Regions from separate parts of the Homo sapiens genome. Here region 2 is linked to region 1. A link is a loop called in an ENCODE intact Hi-C map of the cell type or tissue named here. Cell type or tissue: HCT116. All regions are shown on one strand. Links, peaks and the distances in the headings refer to the core of each region. The heading gives the core; the rest is flanking DNA.

The links. Peaks named below come from ENCODE experiments on the same cell type or tissue, not always from the same donor. Only the 100,000 strongest peaks of a DNase experiment are listed, where the experiment ranks them.
Region 2: it touches region 1 in a loop (6-fold over the local background); 14 of 110 quality-filtered maps call a loop at or near these places.

What each region holds. Positions count from the first base shown.
Region 1 is chr20:22,306,927-22,318,177 of GRCh38, forward strand. No RefSeq gene overlaps it. Among named protein-coding and RNA genes, the nearest start is that of LINC01427, 30 kb to the left of the region's middle. In HCT116, for the core only: a CTCF peak has its summit at 6,028 (motif pointing left); a DNase peak (open chromatin) is centred at 6,015; H3K27me3 peaks cover 1,418 bases.
Region 2 is chr20:21,791,540-21,802,790 of GRCh38, forward strand. No RefSeq gene overlaps it. Among named protein-coding and RNA genes, the nearest start is that of PAX1, 92 kb to the left of the region's middle. In HCT116, for the core only: a CTCF peak has its summit at 4,688 (motif pointing right); a DNase peak (open chromatin) is centred at 4,722.

The sequences.
Region 1 (11,251 bases), core at 3,192-8,191:
CAGAAAGGCAGAGTAAGTTATAAGTTGAAAAGGCATTTAAAAATATTTTAAATTTCTGTTTTATTCATACCCTGTTTTTATTAAGTAAATGTAAAAGAAGTTTATAAAATACGTGTAAGAAAAATAAGTAAAATAGATAAAAGGCATAATGGCAATAATACAGCAAGCACTCCCGACCCATCAACCAGATGAAGAAAAGGAACAGCAGCAGCAGCTTGGAGGGATCCTGTGGACACCTCAGGCATCTCATTTCATTCTTCACATTCCAAAGTTTTCTCAATAGTTTTACTGCATATGAAAGTGTTTCTAAAATATAGCATCTAGTTTTTGTATATTACTGAGTTTACATCATCTTTGCAGTCACTTGCTTTTCTCACAATATTATGTTCCTGAAATCTGTTCACAATTTCCATGAAGCTGTCATTTATCCAATGACACAAATGAAAAATTTTGCTTTTTCCAGATATGCCGCAGTTTACTTTGCCATTTTCTTTTTGTAGGCATTTTGGTCCTTCTGGTTTGGGTGTGTGTGCACATGTGTGCACACTCAGCATCAAAATCAAAGCTGCTATGAGTGCTTTTGCACAAGTATAAAAGCTTGCATTTCTCTATGGAATCTATGCAGAGAGTAGAAATCCTGGGCCCTGAGTTATTGGTCTTGTTTGCATTGCCAACATTCCTGGATAAAATCCAATTGTCTGCATGGAAGCTGTAGTAGTTGACAGGTTCCCAGCACTATATAATTGCTCCCATTTATTCACACTCTTGCTAACCGTCTATACTAACCAAAGTTTTTAACCTGTTTTAGCTGCATGAATGTGAAATAGTATTTCATTTGGTTTTATGATTTGCAGTTCCCCTTTTCCTAATCAGGTTGAACTTCTTTCATATGCTTATTAGCCATCCAAATTTTCTCTTCTATAAAGTTCCTCTTCAAATGTTCTTTTTATTCATCTGTTGGGTTGTTTTCTTTTTTTTTATTTTTGTGGACATTCTTGGCATAATTTAAATATCCAATATACTAACCCTTTGTCAGTTACATGCACTACAAGGATCTCTTCCTAGTCTGTCTAGTCTGTCTTTTTATTTTGATTTTTTTCACATTAGTTATTAATTAAAATCTAATTAAATTAATTTATCTCTTTTCTTACAGTTTGTGTTTCTTATGAATTGTTTAAAAACTCCTTCCTATTGCAACGTTATAATGATCTCATATTATCTGCTGAAAGTATTCATTTTACATTTTCATATATAAGTGTGCATCACCATTTGTTGTTGTTATGGTGTGAAGTACAGTGTTAACCTCATGCTCTTTCTACATAGATGATGCTATGGTCTGAATGTGTCTCCCCAAATTTATATATTGACACTTAATTACCAATGCACTAGTAATAAGAGGTGGGGCCTTTGGGAAATGATTGAGTGATGGGGAGAGCCCTCTAATGGGACTAGTGATGTGATAAGATGGCTGGAGAGAAATAACTTGGCCCCTGTCCCTTCCCCCTCATGCCATTTAAGGATATGCAGCAAAAAGATGCCATCTGTTATGCAGAGAGCAGCCCTTACCAGACACTGAATCTGCTCACACCTTGACTTTAGACTTCCCAGCCTCCAGAACCATGAGAAATACATTTCTTTTGTTTATAAATTACCCAGCCTAAAGCATTTCATTATAGCAGCAGGAATAGACTATGATGGATGCCCAATCACCTTTACATCATTGGTTGAAGTGCTTTCTCTCCACTAATCTGCAGTACAAGCTCTGCCTCAAGTCAGGGTTGCTTATATAATCATAGATATGTTTCTAGAACCGCTATTCAGTTCTGGGATTTTTTAGGGGGAGTCTATCCCTACATTAATACAACATTATCTTAGTTACTTTAGCTTTAGACAATTTGTCTTATTTTCTGATTTGGTCATTTTTCCTACAAGTGTGTGTATAGATATTTTTTAAGTAAATCTTCATGCTTTTTAAGTTCTGTGATAATTTTGAATGGAACTGCATTGACTGTAGTTTCCTAGATAGCATCAGCATTTCTTCCCAATCTGTAAAATGAAGATTCTAGTGGAGGTATTTTTTTTTTTTTCCCAGGCATTGAAGAAAAAGGGAACAGTGGGCCAAATACCTATGGGTGATTGGCCAGCAAGCTTAAGCCTTGCTTGTATAAACCTGGAGCCTCCATAGTGTCAGTGTGACCTTTGGGCAGAAATGGAGAAATATATTAAGACAAAGCCAGCATTCAAAAGGGAGCCAATGTCAAGGAATGTGAGATAACAGTACATTCTAGCAATAATGTTCACTTGTTAAGTAGACGCTATTTGTTTAATAAACCATTAATATACAATAATATTACATTAAATCAAACTCAATTCAACATTTATTATGTATTTTGTTGAAAATATTTTCACAAGATACATCATATAAAAAATATTTTTTCAATAAATTATATAATACCGTAAAGTTTTTAATGTTTGAATGATATTGTGTCTGTGGTGGAGAGAATGTTGGATTTTTATTTTCTGGCAGTAGAATTTATTTAATCTTTATAAAATGTAGTGTCTTCATTTGGAACATTGGGTTAATAATACTCAATTTTTGAAAGTTTGATAAAAATTAAATTATATAATATATGTCGGTGTCTTCAAATGTGAGCTTCAGTTTAAGTTATTGAGGCTTTTGTCCAAAGGCCCCCTCTGTGGAAGCTCAGTGTGTACATTTGTGAATGGTGGGTTCCTCTACGGTTACTCATGCCTCCATCCCCTCCCTCATCTGCTATGGAGTCTGTATCCTCCCAGTGTCTCTTGGAATTTGTTGTGTAAAAGAATCAAGGTAATGAATAAGTTAAGAGTACAATAGAGGAGAGGAAATTGCAGAAGTCTATGGGACTAAATTTTCTTTTGTTTTGTTTGTTTGTTTTTTGAGACAGGGTCTTGCTCTGTCACCCAGACTGGAGTGCAGTGGCATGATCACAGCTCACTGCAGCCTTGACCTCCAGGGCTCAAGTGATCCTCTTTCCTAAGCCTTCCAAGTACCTGGGACTACAGGTGCATGCCACCATATCCAGCTAATTTTTGTGTTGTTTGTAGAGACGGGATTTTGCTATGTTGTCCAGGCTGGTCTCTAACTTCTGGGTGGTCTCTAACTCAAGTGGTCCTTCCGCCTTGGCCTCCCAAAGTGCTGGGATTACAGGTGTGAGCCACCACAGCTGACCAATGGAACTAAGTATTTTAATAGGAAAAGTAAAATTGCTAGTTAAAAATGAAAGGATATATCAAGAAAGTAAATGAAGCAGAGAAAAACAGATAAGAATCTACTCTGTATTCAAGAGAGAAACTTTTTTATTATTCAGACAAGAAAACGGGCTCTGGTGCAACTGCTGCCAATTGTGAGCAGAATTAAAAATAGGTTTTAAATAATCTATATATTTATATATAAAACACCCTTAGGGCATTGTTTGAGAAAATGAAGTAAAGATTTAAAATGTCTTCTCTTTGGATTGTGTTTCTTTGGTTGCTATTCTTTGCCAGAACTGGACCTCAGGGTGGCTGACTGTTGCTATTTTTCAGGTTATACAAGGGTCTTTTGGTATCCATCATAGGCGGCTGGTTCCAGGACCCCCATGGATACTAAAGTCTGAGGATGCTCAAGTCCTACAGTCTACCCTGCGGAGCCAGTGGATACAGAAGGTGAATTCCATGTGAGACTCACGAAGGCAGTTGCTCTTATTCAATAGTGCTTGAGGATTTGAGGGCAGGTCTTCTCAGGAGTTGCTGGAAACATTAAGGCACAAAGCAGGCACAGTTAAAACCTGCGGTCTACTTGAAAACACCGTAAACTTGAAAGTGACATGCACATGAAGTATGATCAATCATGAAAATTGGCTGTTGCATGCAAAGCGCTCTTATTAAAGCGTGCTCTACATCTCTTCGAATGCTTGTTAAAATGCAGTTTCCTGGACCTGAATCAACTCTACCAGGCTTGCTTTTTCAGCAGGTTCCTTGGATCATTCTTATGTGTCCCCAGATTTTAGAACCACAGTGTCAGTGGAACAGGGAATTTGGAAGCCGACAGAAAGGCTTGCGCAGGTCTATACCCCATCACAAACAGTAAGTTTTGTGGCTTGCATATCTTGAAATAATACATGTGAACTTCACTTAGCTCAAGTGAAAACCATTTTTCCCCTGTCCTCAATATTCCTGAAAAAGCAAAGAGTTATTGCCGGGATCTGCAAGTCCATTTGTGCCTGGAGTTTGAATCAATACTTTGGTTTGCACATATGCGTACTATAATTTGTCAAATGTAAGAGGATTTTGTTGCTATTTGTAAAATTAAAAAATTAAAATTATTGTATTTAAAGAAGTAGAACCACAAATTATAATTATGTGAGGATTGACAAAAAATTTTAAAAGGATTTCTGAGGTCTTTTTTTTCCTCCTAATTAGGGAGCCACCCAGTGTCCCTGGTAAGTGTAAGCTATCAGCCAGGGCAGAATTCCAAAAGAGACACAGCCCCAGATATTGCCCTTTAATGACTGAACAGGCAAATTAAGTGGAGCTGACTGATCCATGGATCTGTGTGGAACTGCCTGGCCACGTGTTCTTGGCAGAGGGGTTACTCGGTGGCTACTTCATTGCTTCCAGTCTCTTCCCTATGCCATTCCAGAGGTGCAGTGACACACACACTGCAGAAATTTTTGTGACCCATTTATTCATTTAGGAGACTCGAATGACACCATTAACAAAAATTAGGGGTACAAGCAACATGCAGCAACCATTCAGTTTGGTCTATTCCTTGATTTGGAGAAATCTGGAGATGAACTTTTGGAATTTTCTAGTACTTTAAAACTTTGGCCAAGCATTAAATGGAGTTTAAAAGTCAATCTCTTCAGTAGTAGAGTGAAATCACATGAATAGATTTATACTTGATTTTTAAAATGTCAGTCTACAAAAAGCCAAAAAACAGAGGGAAAAAAACAAGGTTGCAGCAGGTGAAAGAGTTTCCTGCAGTCCATATCAGATGTGAGAAAGAAGCTGTCTGCCTCTTCAATGTGTTAAAATTTGGTTAGAGATCCTCCCACGCTGTATTAGCCTGTTCTCATGCTGCTAATAAAGACATACCCAAGACTGGGTAATTTATAAAGGAATGAGATTTCATTGACTCACAGTTCCACATGGCTGGGGAGGCCTCACAATCATAGTGGAAGGTGAATGAGGAGCAAAGTCACGCCTTACATAGTGCAGGAGAACTCCCTTTTATAAAACTGTCGGATCTCGTGAGACGTATTCATTACCATGAGAACAGTATGGGGGAAACCGCCCCTATGACTCAATTATTTCCACCTGGCCCCATCCTTGAAACATGGGGATTATTACAATTCAAGGTGAGCTTTGGGTGGGGACACAGCCAAATCATGTCACATACCTACAACTGAAACTATTAGAGGTTAAAAGTTTTAAAATTACATAAAACTTCAGTGAGAATGGGAAGGGATTTTATAAAACTGTTTGTTGTTCTTCCCTTCCTCCCCATATATTCTCTAGCGCACACACTCATATCCCCCCCCCCCCACATACACACACACACACACACACACACACCACAGACACATGTTGCCACCCATGAAGTAAGAGTCAGGATTTTTTTTTCTTTGAATATTTCTTTTCCTCCAGGAAATGGTAGAGGCAAAACATCTCTAAAAGAGTTAAGGATTTTTAAGACTTAAAGGTGTAAAGGATAGTAGTTAGTTCTGATTTTCTTTTTCCTCTTTTTTTACTCATGCGCCTAAATGTTTTCCTAAACTTGGAGCCAGAAAATGAGGAAAAGGGAAACATTCTCATGAAAACAAATCCAACCTCCGCTCAAAATATATGTATGAAAGTTTTCCTCAAACCGATTTTTCTTTTTAGATTCCAAAAAGCTCATTGAGTTGGCTTTTTGAGCAATCAGCGTTTTCCAGTAGCAAGCAAATTTCCTTCCCAGTGGGAAATTTGCTGATAAAACGACTGGAACCAGTGCGCCACCTGATGGTCTTTCCACACATTTCAGTTTACTAGAAAAAGGCAAAAAAAAAAACAACCATGGAAATTCCCTTTAGCAAATGTACTGTATTCTAACTTGAGTCAGGGCAGAGTCTCATAGATTAACAGTTGCTGCTTAAACTAAATATTCACTCACTTTATATAAAACAAAAACTATTTTATCCATGACCTTCAATCTGAATCCTTTATTAGACTAATTTGTTAGGAAATACTAAGTTGATCTAGTTTGCTGATAATTTTCATTTTCATTTTTCAGTTACAGGCAAATATTTTAAAAGTACATATTAGAGGCCAAAGGACGTTATCCAACATCATTCCCAACCCCCAAAGTAAAATAAGCCCTCAGGTAATCTAGAATCAGCCTTCCAAATGTGGGAGTTGCCCAAGGTCATTTCATTCAATGTGAATCAAAAATTAATTGAGCTCAAAGTTAACACCATCAACAGACATCATGAGGATCCTAGAAAGATGCACTGAGAAGGGCCCAACATCACTTCTGTGGGTTTCGTGCCAAAAATGAAAGACACTGGAGAAATCCAGGGAGTAACAACCTAGAAAATAACTGGCCTCTGCTCTTCAAAGACATCAAGGTGAAGAAACACAAAGAGATCCTGAGGAAATGTTCCAAAACAAAAAAGCCTAAAGAGACATTAACCCAAGTATGATTGGATCCTGGACTGGGGTAAATAGGAAAAAGGACATTGTTTGGACAAGTGATGATATTTGAAAATGGACTTGGGACTAAACAATAGCATTCTATCCATGCTAAATTTTCTTATTTTCATAATAATATGATGGCATGTAAGAAAATGTCTTTGGTCATTGGAAATATATGCCTTAAGAAAATCTGCAAGAGTTGAATCAACATATGGATACAGAGCATTGAGGTCACTTTGCTTGTAGGTGGCACAAAAAGAAAATAGGTACAGGTGGGAAGTCCCAAGTATCATGTTTTCTGCTCCCTGTCCTTGTCTAGGGCTGTCTGGCTAGGGGCTGGGATTCTTGGTAAGATCTGTCTTAGAGTTAGATCTTGGTAGATGAGATCTATCTTATAGATATGGAAGATCAGCTTCTATATCTCCCGTATCTATAAGAGGAAATGGATATTCTCCCACCTGCTGTCTTTAGCCTCCCTTCCTAGGATGCTCTGAGGATCAAAGTAGACAATAGTCTAAAGGTTAAGAATGTGTTAAACCCCTGTATGGTAGAAAGCAGGGAAAGAGGGAGACAGGGTACCCTCTACTGATGAAGGTTCCAGTAGCTGGGAGAGAGAAACTATCTGTATGTTTCAGGAAGTAAAGTCAGATATAAAAATGCAACCAGTAATTAGGGATTTGTATCATGTATGCCAACTATAATTCTCAGTTTCACCATATTTCTCTCAACATTATCTCATCAGATTTGTACAATGACTTTGCATATGATGTGGAGGAAGTACTATAAGCTACATTTTATTGATGATGACAATAGAGCTCACATATAAATAACAGCACCTCTATTTTGTTTTGTAGATATTAGTCCTGGACAGAGCTGGTGTAAGTTAATAGGCCAACTGTCTCATGGACATTCACAGCTCCTTGGTTTGATCCAAGATGATCCCTTAGTAGAGGCATCATAGTTTTGCAGAAAGAGCTGTATCTTTGAAATATTCCAGGCCTGGATTGGCATGTCATGTGTACCACTTCCTGAGCATACAGACTTCAGCTGGGGTTGCTCTACCTCTCTGAATCTCAGTTTCCCCAAGATCTTGTGCTTTTAACTACACTGCATGTCCATAAATGTTACAAGCATTGTTTTGCATGTGTATTCATTATAATTTGTTGTAACTTTATTGAAGTATAATACAAATATGGAAAAGGGCCATGTCCACAGTGTACAGCTCTGTGCACTTCCACAAAGAACAAACTTGCGACACCATCACCCAAATCATGGAAGCAAATGCCACCCAGAAGCCCTTTCTCTGGTAGTATTGTCTGGTAGTATTGACACCATAAGTGGGATGTTACTGTACACATCATTTTGCAATTTGCTGTTTTCAATCAAAGTCATGTTTTTGAGCTCTAAACTGCTGTATTGAATGTAGTTCAAATTGAGAAAAATCATTTATCTGGAGCATTTTCAACAGCTTATCACTTAATAAAATAAGATAATGCATAGAGCGGAGAAGGCAGGAGAGAGAAAAAAAGGAGGGGGAGGCAGAGAGGGAGAGAGACAGGGAGTGAGAGAATGAATATGCTGAGCCATTTCCCCCACTGCCAAGCACAGTAAGTCCTTCTGACCAAACTAGGGGCAGCCTTGTCTGTGGCTGCCTGCATCTGCATCTTCACACATTATGCATGTGAAGGATAATGTTCTGGAATGTCCACTCACATGGGTGTTCTCTGGCAGGTCATTTTTAATCCCTGTGACCTCCTAGGGGAAACATCCTTCCCCCGTTTCTTCATTGTAACTCATTTTCAGATCCCAGTGGATCTTTGCCAAGCATTTTATTATATTTATTTTTCTTCCTTGATAACCTTGGCCTTTGCTGATTTCATAGCCAAAGTGGTAGAGATGAAAATCCTGTCGGTGGTCCTGGCTGAGGACACTGGAGGGCAGTGGGGATCACTCGATTGTACCTGTGGTGGAGAGGTGATCCCCAGTCTACTTTACAGAAGATCTAAGGAGCCTCCTTAGGAAATGCCATCTAAAGCCCCATCTCACCAAGCAGCTCTTGACCACAACTTGAAGTTACAGTCATTGAAAGCTCAGCCAAGATGGCTCCCAGCTCCATTCATGCTTCCTTCTGTAGCTGGAGGTCCTGGGTGGAGTGGGGGCCACAGTTAGAACCCACAGGAAGTGTTTGAGCTGGTGGTCACCATGACAGGTGCAGACATCTGCCTGCCTGTTCCCAGGGCTCATCCTCCTCCCTGCAAGGCATGGCACGAACAGCAGGGAGACTGAGGGGCCTCTGGGGCCGGAACACCTGAGTTCCAAATCCTGCAGCCACCTGAGAGCTGTGTGACCACAGAAATGGTGCTGAGCCATCCAAGAAGCAACTTGTTCCCATTTTGCATGAGAATTCAATGAAATCGAGAGTATAAACCACGGATCACAAAGCCCAGCCATGGTAGACAGAGATGTCATTTCCTTTTCTTTGTTCCTTCCTTTCCGTTTTTAACTCTTCTACCTGCTCTTTCCTCTTTCTCTTTTCCTCCCTCCCTCTCTTCCTTACTTTTTTTCTTCTTTCTTCCCTTGTTCCCTTTCCTAAAACAAAGTACCACATTGCTAAATCTAGGTGCTAGATTCATGGATATGTGCTACATGTATTATCTGTGTATTTCTAAGTGTTTAGAATATTTCATAATTTAAAAGTAAAACATTTAAACAATACCCCTCCAAAAAAAGTCTAAAGGCCCACAGTAGACAATTTGAAGTAGAATTTGAAGGTAGAGCTATCTGCAATATTTCCAAGCTCTCAGATGATTGCATTATGCAGCACAAGTTGAGAATCACTGGGCAGTCCCTCTATTCCAATTGCTAACTTTTGGGGAGAGTGATTCTGTTTTCTCCAAATGGGATGAGTGACCCCTGCCTGGCTCAGCTTGTCCCCGTCAACATGGGCATGCCCTGGAGGCATTGCTGGGGCAGACATTTGAAGACTTTGGAAATAGCAGAGGGAAAAGGTGTCCACCAGGCCTGACCATTTGTTAGGGTCAGAGAAAAGTGGTTAATTCACCCTGCAGAACACTAACCAAATACGAGCGCGATTTATGCCCCCACCTAAAGCCCATATGGAAGCATGGGAACCCCAGGCCTGGGAGAGACCTCTGCAAAGCTCCATCCTGAGTTTCCCTCAAGAGAATCAACCTTAAGAGATCAGAGTTTCAGAGATGAAGTCTCCTTCATTCTGTGCCAGAGTTAACCTAAATTCCTTCCACTCCCCAGACCCCATCATGGGCCTTGACCATGTACCAGAGGCCTGTGCTGAAGATAAAACCTGATTGCATTTCTGCCTCCTAGAGTCTGAAGAAACGGGAGGCATGGGGAAGTGACTCAGATGAAAGAGGCTGCATATTATTTTCTGTACAGTGGATTCCAAAGAAAAACAAATAACAGAATCCTATGTAATCAAGAAAAATATTACAGCTAAATGTTAGACTCAACTTTAGCTAATCTGTCAATGAGAGAAAAAAGCAAAATCACATAGGAGTGTTCTATTGTGTGCAGCCCCAATACCATCACAAAATGGGTTTTATAAAAATGTGTTGATGGCCAGGCGTGGTGGCTCATGCCTGTCATCCCAGCACTTTGGGAGGACGAGGCGGGTGGATCACCTGAGGTCAGGATTTCGAGACCAGCCTGGTCAACATGGTGAAACCTTGTCTCTACTAAAAATTGAAAAAGATTAGCCGAGTGTGGTGGCCTGGGCCTGTAATCCTACAATCCCAGCTACTAGGAAGCCTGAGGCAGGAGAATTGCTTGAACCTGGGAGGTGAAGTTTGCAGTGAGCCAAAATCAAGCCATTGCACTCCAGCCTGGGCGACAGGAGCGACACTCCATCTCAAAAACAAACAAAAAACAAAACAAACAACAACAACAAAAAAGTGTTGATGTAAAGTGTTGATGTAAACTTGGACTATGTTCAGGAATTAGAGGTGTGCAAATGACATGGGATTGGGAGTTATAAAGCACAATCTAAGTCGGGGGCGGGGAGTAATGACTGGAATGTACTAGTTGTCTTGATTTAAGCTAGCAAATGGTTTTAGAACATTGTTAACAAAAGAAAGGATCTTTTTTCATTTTTGTTTTTGTTTTTGAGACAGAGTCTTGCTCTGTTGCCCAGGCTGGAGTGCAGGGGCATGACCAGGGCTCCCTGCAGCCTCCACCTCCCAGGCTCAAGTGATCTTCCCATCTCAGCCCCCCAGTAGCTGGGATTGCAGGCACGCACCACCACATCCAGCCAATTTTGTATTTTTTGTAGAGATGAGTTGTCACCATGTTTCCCAGGCTGGTCTCGAACTCCTGGGCTCAGGCTATCCTCCTGCCTCCCAAAGTGCTGGGATTACAGGCATGAGCTGCTGCTCCCAGCCATCACAAGTATCAGTTAAATAGAGGAAATATTCATAATGGTTTCTTGTTTTTAGTCAAGATTTTCTTTGATTCAGATATTATAGAATCAATTTTTGTGCTTTTGCACGATATTGGTGAGAGCAGTGACCACGTTCAAGTG
Region 2 (11,251 bases), core at 2,165-7,164, 520 kb before region 1:
TAAATATCAAGTCAGATAAATCAATAAGGCTGGCGATGGAGCTGAAGGTAAAACAGGAGGCACTAAATCACAGACCATGCAAATTCATGTAATTCTTAGCTTTGGGAGGTGTTTAATGCTGTGTAATAAACACCATCAAAAATCTCAGCAACATAAAACAACAATCACTGATTCTTTAAAAATCTTGGGCCTCTAGGTCAGAGAGCTGATCTTGGCTTCAAGTTCCCAGTGGGTTCAGGCTTCCTCCATCTGTCTGTCATTCTGGGACCCTTGATGACCCAGGATGTAGTCAGCTCATGGTTGTTGCTGAAGCCAAATAAGGGTGAGCAGAAATGTGATGTTTCTGAAGCCCTGGGCTCAGAATTGGCACACTGTCATTTTTGCCCATATCTTATTGGCCAAAGCACAATATATAGACAAGCCCAATATCAACGGAGAAAATGAAGTCCATTCACAGTGACTCATGGCAAGGGTGGGAAGGAAGCAAGGGTTGCAAGCAGAGAATACAGTTTACCCCACAGGGTAACTCAAGCAAGTCAGCCTGGCAGGGCCAAGGTCAGTCTTACTTTCTTGGCAACTGGGGTGGCATTATACACTGGAGCTCAGTGGCCCATGGCTGAGAGTGTATATTAGGAACTACAATCCAAGTAGCCTAAAGTACAGCCCAGGCTTGTGAATTTGGAAATTTCCATTTTTAGGAAATTTGATATTGCTCTGTGTGCCACCCCCATATCCCAAGGTATAAGCAGTGCAGTAGCTAAGTATTTTTAGGACATGCAAATTTACTATATTTTGTTGGCTACAAGATAATAGGGCACACAGGATTTTCTAAAGCTGCAATTCCAAATGGCATGGACTAGAAGCCAGGTTTTCTCACTCCATGTCAAGGGCTATTCTTCTTCTCTCTCTCTGTCTCTAACAATATTGCAACGATATTCTGAATTTAGTTGTAAATTTAGTTGGAATTTGATATAAGCTATTTGATTTTCCTTCACAAATTTGTTTACAGCAATTTCCTCCCAGAACACACTGATAAAGAGAAGTAGATGACAGTTATTGATGAACCCTGCTTCTGGCAGTTATTAATCAGCCATTGACTTGATGAAGCAGCCATGGATGCCACACCTGATGGTGAGGCATGTGACCTGGGGTCCAGCTGCCATGGGTCATCCATGTGGCTTTGGGAGTGTTGGGAAGCTACTGCTTCAGCATCTCCAAGGAACAAGCGTCCTGTGAGAGTGGAAGTGAGAGGTCAGTAAAGACAGACCCGTTTTTTGAGCCCTTACTCTGCCAGGCATTGGGAAACAGAGAAACAGAGTTTCTGTCCTTGTGAAGCTTCAGCCTAGTGGATTATTTCTCTACAACTGTCATGGAACATTAAGAAATAATTTCAAAAGAGTGAAGGGCATGGTAGGCACATTTTACATAAGTCATTTAATTGGCGCTTCCAAATGCCTCTTAAAGGTACGTGGTGATCCCATTTTACAGGTGAGAAGACTGAGGCTCAGTGAGTTCTAGTAACTTGACAAAGCCCCACAGCAAGCTGACAGATGAGTCAGGATTCCAGTGCAGATCAACTGGACCCCAACGTCTTTGCTTTTCCCACCACATGACTTAGGGAGAATGGAACATCCCATTTCAGGAGAATGTGATGTCTCTGAAATTCTGTCTTCAGCAATGTCCTCTTTCAAATTTTATGTGTTCTTTGCTACCTCCATTTGGGCAGAAATTGTGTCTTATAAGAATTTAATCCCCTGAAGCAATTGGAATGGTACTGGAGAATAAACAAAACAAAACAAAACCAAAAAACAAAAAAAAAAAACCCATTAATGTTTTAAAAGTAGAAATGCAAACACAGCAACAAAAAGTAGCCCTAATTGCAAAGCCCAATAGAATTGTGCTTGAGATGATTTGCTGCTTTATTTTTGGAAGCCCTCCGTATTACCCACACTATTGTCAAACTCTTCTTGAGCAGTGAACATCAAGAGATCATGGATTAAATGGGAAAATTAGTGTCAAGATTACATCAGAAGAAAGGCAAGTATCGCATCATTTCACTGCCCACAAAAATACATTCTTTCCCTTTCCCTCCACTATTTTAAGACTTCATTGACCTTTTCTAAGGTCCCAATTTCCATTTAACCTCTGTGCCAGTCAAGACAGCAGTCCCAAGTCTCTAACTTTCTTCACCCAATGATCACTCTTTGAACTCACCAAGCATGCTACAAACAGAAGGAAGCCATTAGCAGGGGGAGTTCGAACCTATATAGCCAACCATAAATTAGAAGTCCAAGGAAGCATTTTCAACCACTACGAGGTCACTCAGGCTGACTGCTGGCAGTGGCTTCTCATCGATGACAGGTCACTAAAGAATTCTCTCTAGGCGGCTCATTTCTGGTGGCAGCAATATTACTGTTTGGACTTCTGAAATGATTTTTGTGATGCACATGGCTGCCAGAGGCAGGAATTCTGGAATCAGAGAGGAGAAACCACTTACCTCAGGGGCTGAAGGAGCCTTTGGGCTTCCTGGCTAGAGTGCTGAGGAACTTGGTGCTCTCAGGCTGCTGGTGGGAGGAGAGACCTGGGTTTGAGGAGGTGACTGGCCAGGCTTATGGACGGGGATCCACATGATGAATTTCTCCAGCCCCTGTGCACTCAAACTGCCGTAAAATCAGTTAGTGGGTTTGCGCTTTGAGCAGCTCTAGTAATTCATTTGGTGTGTCTTTATAGTTTACAAGGCACTCTTGCTTCTGAGTTTCCCTTGGAGGCTGAGGCCACTCCCAGAAGCCCAGTAAAGAGCAGTGGCCAAGTGCACAAACTGGGCCTGGGCTCAGATCCCAGCTCTGTCGCTTTCTAACTGTGTGACCTTTGGCAAACTACTTAACATTTCTGTGCCTCTGTTTATGCATCTGTGAAATGGTGGTAAGACTAGTACCTATCCCAAAGAGTTGCTGTGAAGTTGAACTGAGTTAATATTTGAAACACTTAGAACTGTGCTATTAAGGCATTAGCCTAAGCTTCTCCATTTTAATAGGTGAAGATATTTGGAAATCTATAGAGGATGATTTGCTATAGTTTACTCAAGTGACTTGAACCTAACTCCCCCTCCAAAGTCTGACCATTATTCCACATGGATGTTCCTTTATGCAATTTTCTATCCATCTATCCCAGCCAGATTCCATTTCTTGCTGTAATTCGAATATTTTCACACTGGATTTTCTAGGAAATGTGGCCGAGGGAGGGCTATCTTAGGTATACACTTACACTTTTTAAAACTGTTCCTGTTTTGTTGTGTGTACTTATGCTCAGGTTTTGAGTTTACCCCTAAATCTCAAAAGAAGTATATTGAAAAGTATGAAATTGCCATTTATTATAATGATGAAATCAACTTCCTTAAGAATTTCACATATGTCAATGCATAGAAATTATTTCAAATAAAGTATGTTTCTGTGAACATAAAACATTTACTTGTTATGACACTGTAATCAGGGCGTCACAGATTCTAGGATATGAAATGCTAAGCACCCCATCTCTACCAAAATAAAAAAAATTTAGCCCGGCGTGGTGGAACACACTGTAGTCTCAGCTTCTCAGGAAGCAGGGGTAGGAGGACAACTTGAGCCTGGGAGGCTGCAGTGAGCTGTGGTTGTGTCACTGCACTCCAGTCTGGGTGACAGAGGGAGACTATGTCTCAACAAACAAACAAACAAACAAACAATAAATAAATAGAAAGAAATACTAAGTAGACATTTGATTATCTCATGCCCAGGTTGTATCTGGAGATAAGGGTATGCTGGAAAGAATTCTGGACTAAGAATCTGGAAGTCTGGATTCTAATCTCAAATACTTATTGCATTCATGGTGAACCAATTATCTCTTGAGTTTTAGTTCCCCATTTGTAGAATGGCACTGGGTGACCTTTCCATTTCCTCCTCATTCCAATATTTCTATTACTCTGTCTTGGTTTGGGTTTCTTGAGAAGCAGAGAGGAAAAGTTAATTGGGAGGCAATCTCAGGAAGCACTGTTAGGGGTGCAGGGAAGTGAGACAAAAGAGAAGGCAGCCCATAATGGTGCAGCACCAATCCATTTACCTCTTGGGGCCATTGGAGCTTCATCCAGCTGGAAACCCTGGGAGATAGTGTGGGACATGCCTCAGACTGAGGGAGCTGGGGTATTTACACCCCAACTCCTGTCAGTCAGAGCTTGAGGGCTGTTCTCAAAGGCTCTTCTGGTCTGCCACATGGAGGAAAATAGTGCAGGAAGTCCTTTTGGCTGAAGTGTACTGGTGCTGATGATGAGAAGGTGGGCACTATTCCCTGAAGTGGTGTAGGAGAGGAGCACCTGCTGTTTGCTACACATTGACCTCCCAGATCTGCCTGTGATTTGGGGCTTATAGAGATGTGTTGATTCTGTCTAGTCAAAGTGAGAGTCATTGCAGAACAAAACCAGAATCTTAGTGGTGACTGTGCAAAGCCATTTGGTCTAATGATTTTACCAAGAGCATCTCAGAACACTAGTATTGGTAGTATGTAGCCTTGTTAATAAATATATACAAGTACATGTTGAAATGACTTGTTATTATATGGCTAGAGCAAACCCACGTCATCCTCATGATGTCTTGCTGTCACAATCTCATTCTCTCTTGGGTTCTGACCTGACTCCTCAAGCAAGAGAACAAGGGTTGGCAGAGCTCTCCAGGAATGCACAGCCCCAGGTGCCCAGCAGAGGGCATCAAGTATGACAGATATTGGAATGACATCTGTTGTGTGTGCAGAGCAGACTGACTGAGTGGAACCATGACCAAAGAGAACTCAGGTAGACTCAAGTGCTTCTGGGAAATTTGAGAAACTTCCCTGACAGAGAATTTACTTCAAGTCAGATACCTCCCCAATAATTGAAAATCCTGCCAATAATGAGGAAAGAGAAGTGGACCCAAATTCCTATTTCCTTGAATCTGCTCTTCAGTTTGTTCATGAAATTTGCTCACCTGATAAATCTTGCTCGAGAGCCTGCCATGCTCCAGCACTGGGGACCCAGCAGTGAAAAAACCAGTACAATCTGGCCCTCACGGAGCTTCCCTGATATGGTTTGGCTCTGTGTCCCCACCCAAATCTCAAGTCGAATTATAATCCCCATGTGTCAGGGGAGGGACCTGACGAGAGGTGATTGGATCATGGGGGTGGATTTCCGCCATGCTGTTCTTGTGATAGTGAGTGAGTCTCACAAGATCTGATGGTTTAAAAGTGTGGCATTTCCCCTTTGGCGTGGGCTGTCTCTCTCTCCTGCCGCCATGTAAGACGCACCTTGCTTCCCCTTTGCCATGATTGTAAGTTTCCTGAGACCTCCCCAGCCATGCAGAACTGTGAGTCAATTAAACCTCTTTTCTTGACAAATTACCTAGTCTTAGGTAGTTTTTTATAGCAGTGTGAAGAAGGACTAATACATTCCCTTTTAGTGAGAAGACACAGGCAATAAACAAACTACTAACTAAATGCACAGTGTCAGGAAAGAGAAATTTTAGGAATCGGAACGAGGCAGGGTAGGGGAGTGTAGAGGTTCAGGAGTGGTGTTTTAGTTTGGTGTTGTGCCCAGGGCAGACCCTCAGATAAAATGCCTTTAAGACAAGATCCTGTGGAATGGAGGGAGGACCTAAGGAGGCAATGCAGATGTCTGGTAACGGAGGGTCCCAATTAGAAAACACAAAAGATCAGAAAACCTAAGGCCTGAGTCAGGGTCAGTACCTGAAGTGGGGCTGAGCAGGGTGTTGGGGACGAGTTGAGGACAGAGAGGGCCTGAAGGTGAGATCAGTTATCAATCAGGTTAGGCCTTGTGAAGACTTTGGCTCTTACTCTGGATGGGAAGTAGAGGTCTGGCATTCTCTGCCTTTCATTTGGAGGGGAACCCTCAGGAGTGGAAGGGGAGCAAAGCTGGGAAAAGTAGCAATAAAGTACCTGCAAATGTTTTATATAGATTTTGTTCACATCTCCAAAAAAAGTGCAAAAACTCCCCTAGCTCTGCATTTTCCAGCCACTGTGGACTGAATTGTGCCCCTCCCCACCAAGTTAATATGCAGAAGCCCGAACTCCCAATGTGACATTGTTAGGGGGTAGGGCCTTTGCGGGGTGATTAGGTTTAGATGAGGGTATGAGTGTGGAACACTGAGGGTGGGGTCCTGTGGGTGGGGCCCTCCCTCTCTCTCTCAGCCATGTGAAGATATAGGGAGAAGGCAGCCATCTGCAAACCAAGAAGAGGGTTCTCACCAGGACCTGGCCATGCTGGTACCCTGACCTTCGGCTTCCAGTCTCCAGAACTGGGAAAAAGCAAACAATAAATGTCCATTGTTTAAGCCCTCCAGTCTGTGGTATTTTGTTACGGCAGCCTGCGCTAAGACACCAGCCAATTTTGTTTCTGTTTTCCCTCCCTGAAGTCAGTGAGGATGGGAGCTCTCTAGGTAGCAGTGTGAGGGTCTGAGGGAGACCACCGAGGGACATGGGTGGAGAGGGACAGTCATGGGTCTGAGAGGCCAGCAGGGGCCAGATCATGCCTGCTTTGTAGGACACAGTGAGGGGCTGATACTTCAAGATCTGTGGGAATGGGAGCGGGAGCCCAGGGAGGGCTGCAGGGAAGGACTTGGCTCTGGCTGCTGTGGAGGGAGAGCAGGTGGTGGGAAGGCAGGGCAAAAAGTGAGGAGTCCACAAGAGACACTCAGGCAAAGTACGGGCTAAGATTGCAGTGGCTGAGACAGGGGCAGCCGCCATGAGGATGAACATCAGGAACGCCACAGAGAGGGTTGTTCCAGATGACTCCAAAAGCCCCCTCCAACTCTAAAGTTCCAATCATTGGATGCTCAGCGCATTAGCAGTGTCAGATATATATTTCTTAACCATACCAGAGGAGGGAGCTGGGGACTATTTGGGAGTTAGAAGTATCAAAACCTGTGGGCTGAATGAGGCAGTGTGTGTGCCTGTGTGTGTGTGTGTGTGTGTGTGTGTATGTGTCTGCGTGTGTGTGCCTGTGTGTGTGCATGTCTCCATGTGTGTGTGCCTGTGTGTGTGCCTATGTGTGTTTGTGTGTGCGTGTGTGGCTGCGTGTGTGTGTGTCTCTGTGTGTGTGTGCCTGTGTGTGTGTATGTGTGTGTGGTGTGGGTGGGAGTTGATGAATGGGGAGAACTCTAGGAAGAGTCCCAGATGCAGGCTTGAGCAAATGGCGCAGTGGAAGGGCAGACAGGTGGAGTGTGTCACTGGCCAGAGGTGGGGGGTTGCAAGAGAAATCATCAACCCTTGCTCCAGAGGTCCCAGGACACCAGAACTTGTGCAGTGACCTTGGTGACAGGGACACTGCCAAGATCAGATGCTGTAGGGCCGTGTGGAGAAACACATGAACCTGGGGCCAGGTGGGCAGCAGAAAATGTGAGACAAAGCAGAGGAAATGGGGGCTCTGGGGATAGGAGGGAGGGGCTCTTGGGCCACTGTTGATTGGGTTTCCTTTGAGGGCTTGGGGCCTTGTCCTGGGTGAGCACCTTCTTATAGGATGGCACTGGAAGACCAGCAGGTGACAAGGACATTACGATGTGGTATCCAACACCTGGGTCACTGCTGTAGTAACCAGAGTTCTGTCTTTTTTCTGAATGTAGAATTTTATGAGCCAAACATTAAATTCTTTATTTTTTAAACATGAAAATTTCAAATACAGACTGGTTCACCATCAGGAACACCACAGAGAGGGTTGTTTCAGGTGACTCCGAAAGCCCCCTCCAACTCTAAAGTTCCAATCATTGGATGTTCAGAGCATTAGCAGTGTCAGATATACATTTCTTAACCATACAATAGATTTCCTACTTTAACTACCTAAATTTGTTTCAAAACCAACCACTATTAGGGGAGTTTTGTGAACTTACTTCATGTGCCATTGAATTTCTAATAGGTGATATCTAATTTTAAATTGTAGTTTAGAGAAAAAATGTTGCTATTCTATTGCTGAAACATAATTGATATATAAGGAGAGTTTGGCTTTGAATACATTTCTTTCTCTGTATATATTTATTTTAGATTTCATGAGCGAGTATTTGATTCTTTAAATATTGAGGACATTGCAAAACATGATTTTACTGGATTTTTCAGAATCGTAAAGAAGAATAATTCTTTTATAGTTTAGTAACTATCTAAAATAATTTAGACACTTTTGACCTTATTTTCTTGATGTTTCTTTGAGATGAGGAGGTAGTAATTGCAATTTCACTTTTTCTATTGAATAAAAAACTAAATGAAGTGTATGACACATTGCTTTTCTAACCCAAATTCCACAGTGCAACGTGACTTTGACTAGAAAAGTCTTTGAAACTAGAACAAAAGAGCAAGTGGAAAGGGAGACTCAACTAGAACCAAGTAGCTACCACATCTGACAGAAGAGTAGATTATTTGCAGTCCACTGAAGGATGTGCTGGATGAAGCAGTGTGTTTCCTCTCATCACATTGCCTGAACTCTATTTATATACTGTGAAATGTTCTGGGATATTTGTTGAGCTTTAAATTTAGTAAAGCAATATTTTATTGTTCTAGCAACAAAAAAATTAAGTTATTACATTAATTAGAAAGTGATCTGAGAACCTTATTTTGATATAGGAGGGGAGCAGGGAAGTGCTGGGAAGGGAAGGGCATGGTCCCTGGCTAGGAATCCATCCCTGGGTTTGTGCCCATGGACCTAGGTGAGGACAGGGATTTCTGTTTTTGTGTCCAAATGTTGCATTTCCCAAGACCGCTCTGGCCAACCATGCCCCCATCCTGTGCCTGTAAAAACCCTGAGACATTAGCAGGCAGAGACACAAGTAGCTGGACGTCGAGAGGAATGTACCGGTAGAGGAGGACATCAACAGACGCCCGCAGACACCAGGCCAGTAGGCCGTCGACAAATGGAACTATGTGGTGATGGATTGGCAAGAACCTTGAATCCTGGACATGACCATTTTACAATGTTATTGTTAAATTTTTTTCTTGAGCAAGGTATGTATAAGTAAGTAAATAAGGGCATAATGTCAGGTAAACTGAATGGCTGGAAAGTGGCAACCAGGATTTAGTTATTTGGCATTATCACAGGTTTTTCAGAAACATTCAATTTTTAGCAAAAAACAAGTCCCCTCCAAAATTCAATCTACTGCAATTGATTTGCACGTGGTTTAATGCTGTTAATAGTCTATAAATAATGGACTCAAATATTTGAAGTTGTAGATGCTTTCATACTGTTTTAAACAAACATAACTTATATGCAAATGGTTAAGAATACCAGAAACATTGCAAGAATGCTCTTTTTAAATCCTGAAGATATTGCTTTATTTTAAAGCATCAAGGATGATTTAGATTTTTGGAAAAACAGAGGTGGCATGAAGATTTCTGAACTCGCTCACACACAAACCCGTCACAGCCGCTGTGATCTATAAGCCAAATTTGTGTTAGAACTTTTCTTTTTTGAATAACAACAAAACAACAAAAACGCTCCTAACTGAAACTGGGAAAGGACTAGAAACTTTGTTTTCTTACTAATGTGAGGTTGGAAACATATTGGCTTTCAAGTGAATTGGCCGTGACCACAGCAGCACTTGGATCTGAGGGAGCCGAGATTGCAGGCAGATGTGAGTTTGGCACTTGCATGCCCACGTTAAAAAAACTTTTCTCCTTTCTCCTACCCGCACATTGAGGCTGGCCCTGCTGGAGAGGGGCAAACTGATTACAGACTCACATTACCTGGAAACATGCCATTGACTTAACATGGGGCCTGTCTACTTAGGCGCTGATTTTTGAAAATGCAATCTTTATCCAGAGTATTTGACAAATGCTCAGAATGCTCAGAAATGTATTAATATACAGCCAGACAGCTGTCAAAGCAGCAGGCTTCTCCCCTGGAGAGTTCATTAACCTCATTTCCACTTGCTGAGTAAGGAGCTCTGTCTTGCCTGAGAGGGACCACGGTACCAAAATGTACGGGTTTCAAGTGAGGAGTGAGAAAAATAACTGAAGTATGAGAAAATAAAGATTTCTTGATAAGGCCCAAAGACTAGCTCATTTCCTAGTATGTGTTTTAAATGCGCGTTTTCTGTTTATTTTACTTACCTATGCATTTATCTATTCATCTCTTTTCAAAATGCTTTGAAGGTGCAATGATGATATGCTATTTTATGAACTAATTTCCTTAATATACAAAGAGCTCTTTTAAGTCAATAAAAAGGTCAAAGCTTATGAACGCAAAGAGAAGTGTAAATGATTTTAAAAGATTATCACTTATTAGCTGAACAGAGATGAAAACTTTGAAAATACACTGAGGTAACCAGTGAGAATGCATAGTGCTGGTGAGGTTGTGTTAATTGGAGTGTAAACTAGTACAAGGTTTTTGGAAAACAATTGGGCAATATCTTTCCAAATTTGAAATGCATGGATTTCCTTGTCCCAGAAATTCCACCAGAATTCTTCTAACAGATAAGAAAGACTCCCATTCTGTAGGTTGCCTGTTCGCTCTGATGATAGTTTCTTTTGCTGTGCAGAAGCTCTTTAGTTTAATTAGATCTCATTTCTCAATTTTGGCTTTTGTTGCAATTGCTTTTGGTGTTTTAGCCATGACTTGGAACCAATCCAAATGCCCATCAATGATAGACTGGATAAAGAAAATGTGGCACATATATACCATGGAATACTATGCAGCCATAAAAAAGAATGAGTTCATGTCCCTTGCAGAGACATGGATGCAGCTGGAAACTATCATTTTCAGCAAACTAACACAGGAACAGAAAACCAAACACAGCATGTTCTCACTCATAAGTGGGAGTTGAACAGTGAGAACACATGAACACAGGGAGGGGAACATCACACACCGGGGCCTATCAGGGGGTTGGGGACAAGGGGAGGGAGAACATTAGGACAAATACCTAAAGCATGCGGGGCTTAAAACCTAGATGATGGGTTGATGGGTGCAGCAAACCACCATGGCACATGTATACCTATGTAACAAACCTGCATGTTCTGCACATGTATCCCAGAACTGAAAGTTTAATTTAAAAAAACCTGGGAGTTATAACTTTTGTTCTGGGGAAAAAAAAGAAAGACTCCCTCATGTGCACAGAATTTGAATATGGTACAGTGGCTAACTCTGGGGTTGGGAATTGGATACCAGGAGGCAGGGTGGGAGAGAAAGTCATTTGTTCTCTGTTCCATTTGTATTGTTTAGGTTTCCTAAGCATGTGCCTGTGTTATATAGTCACAGAAA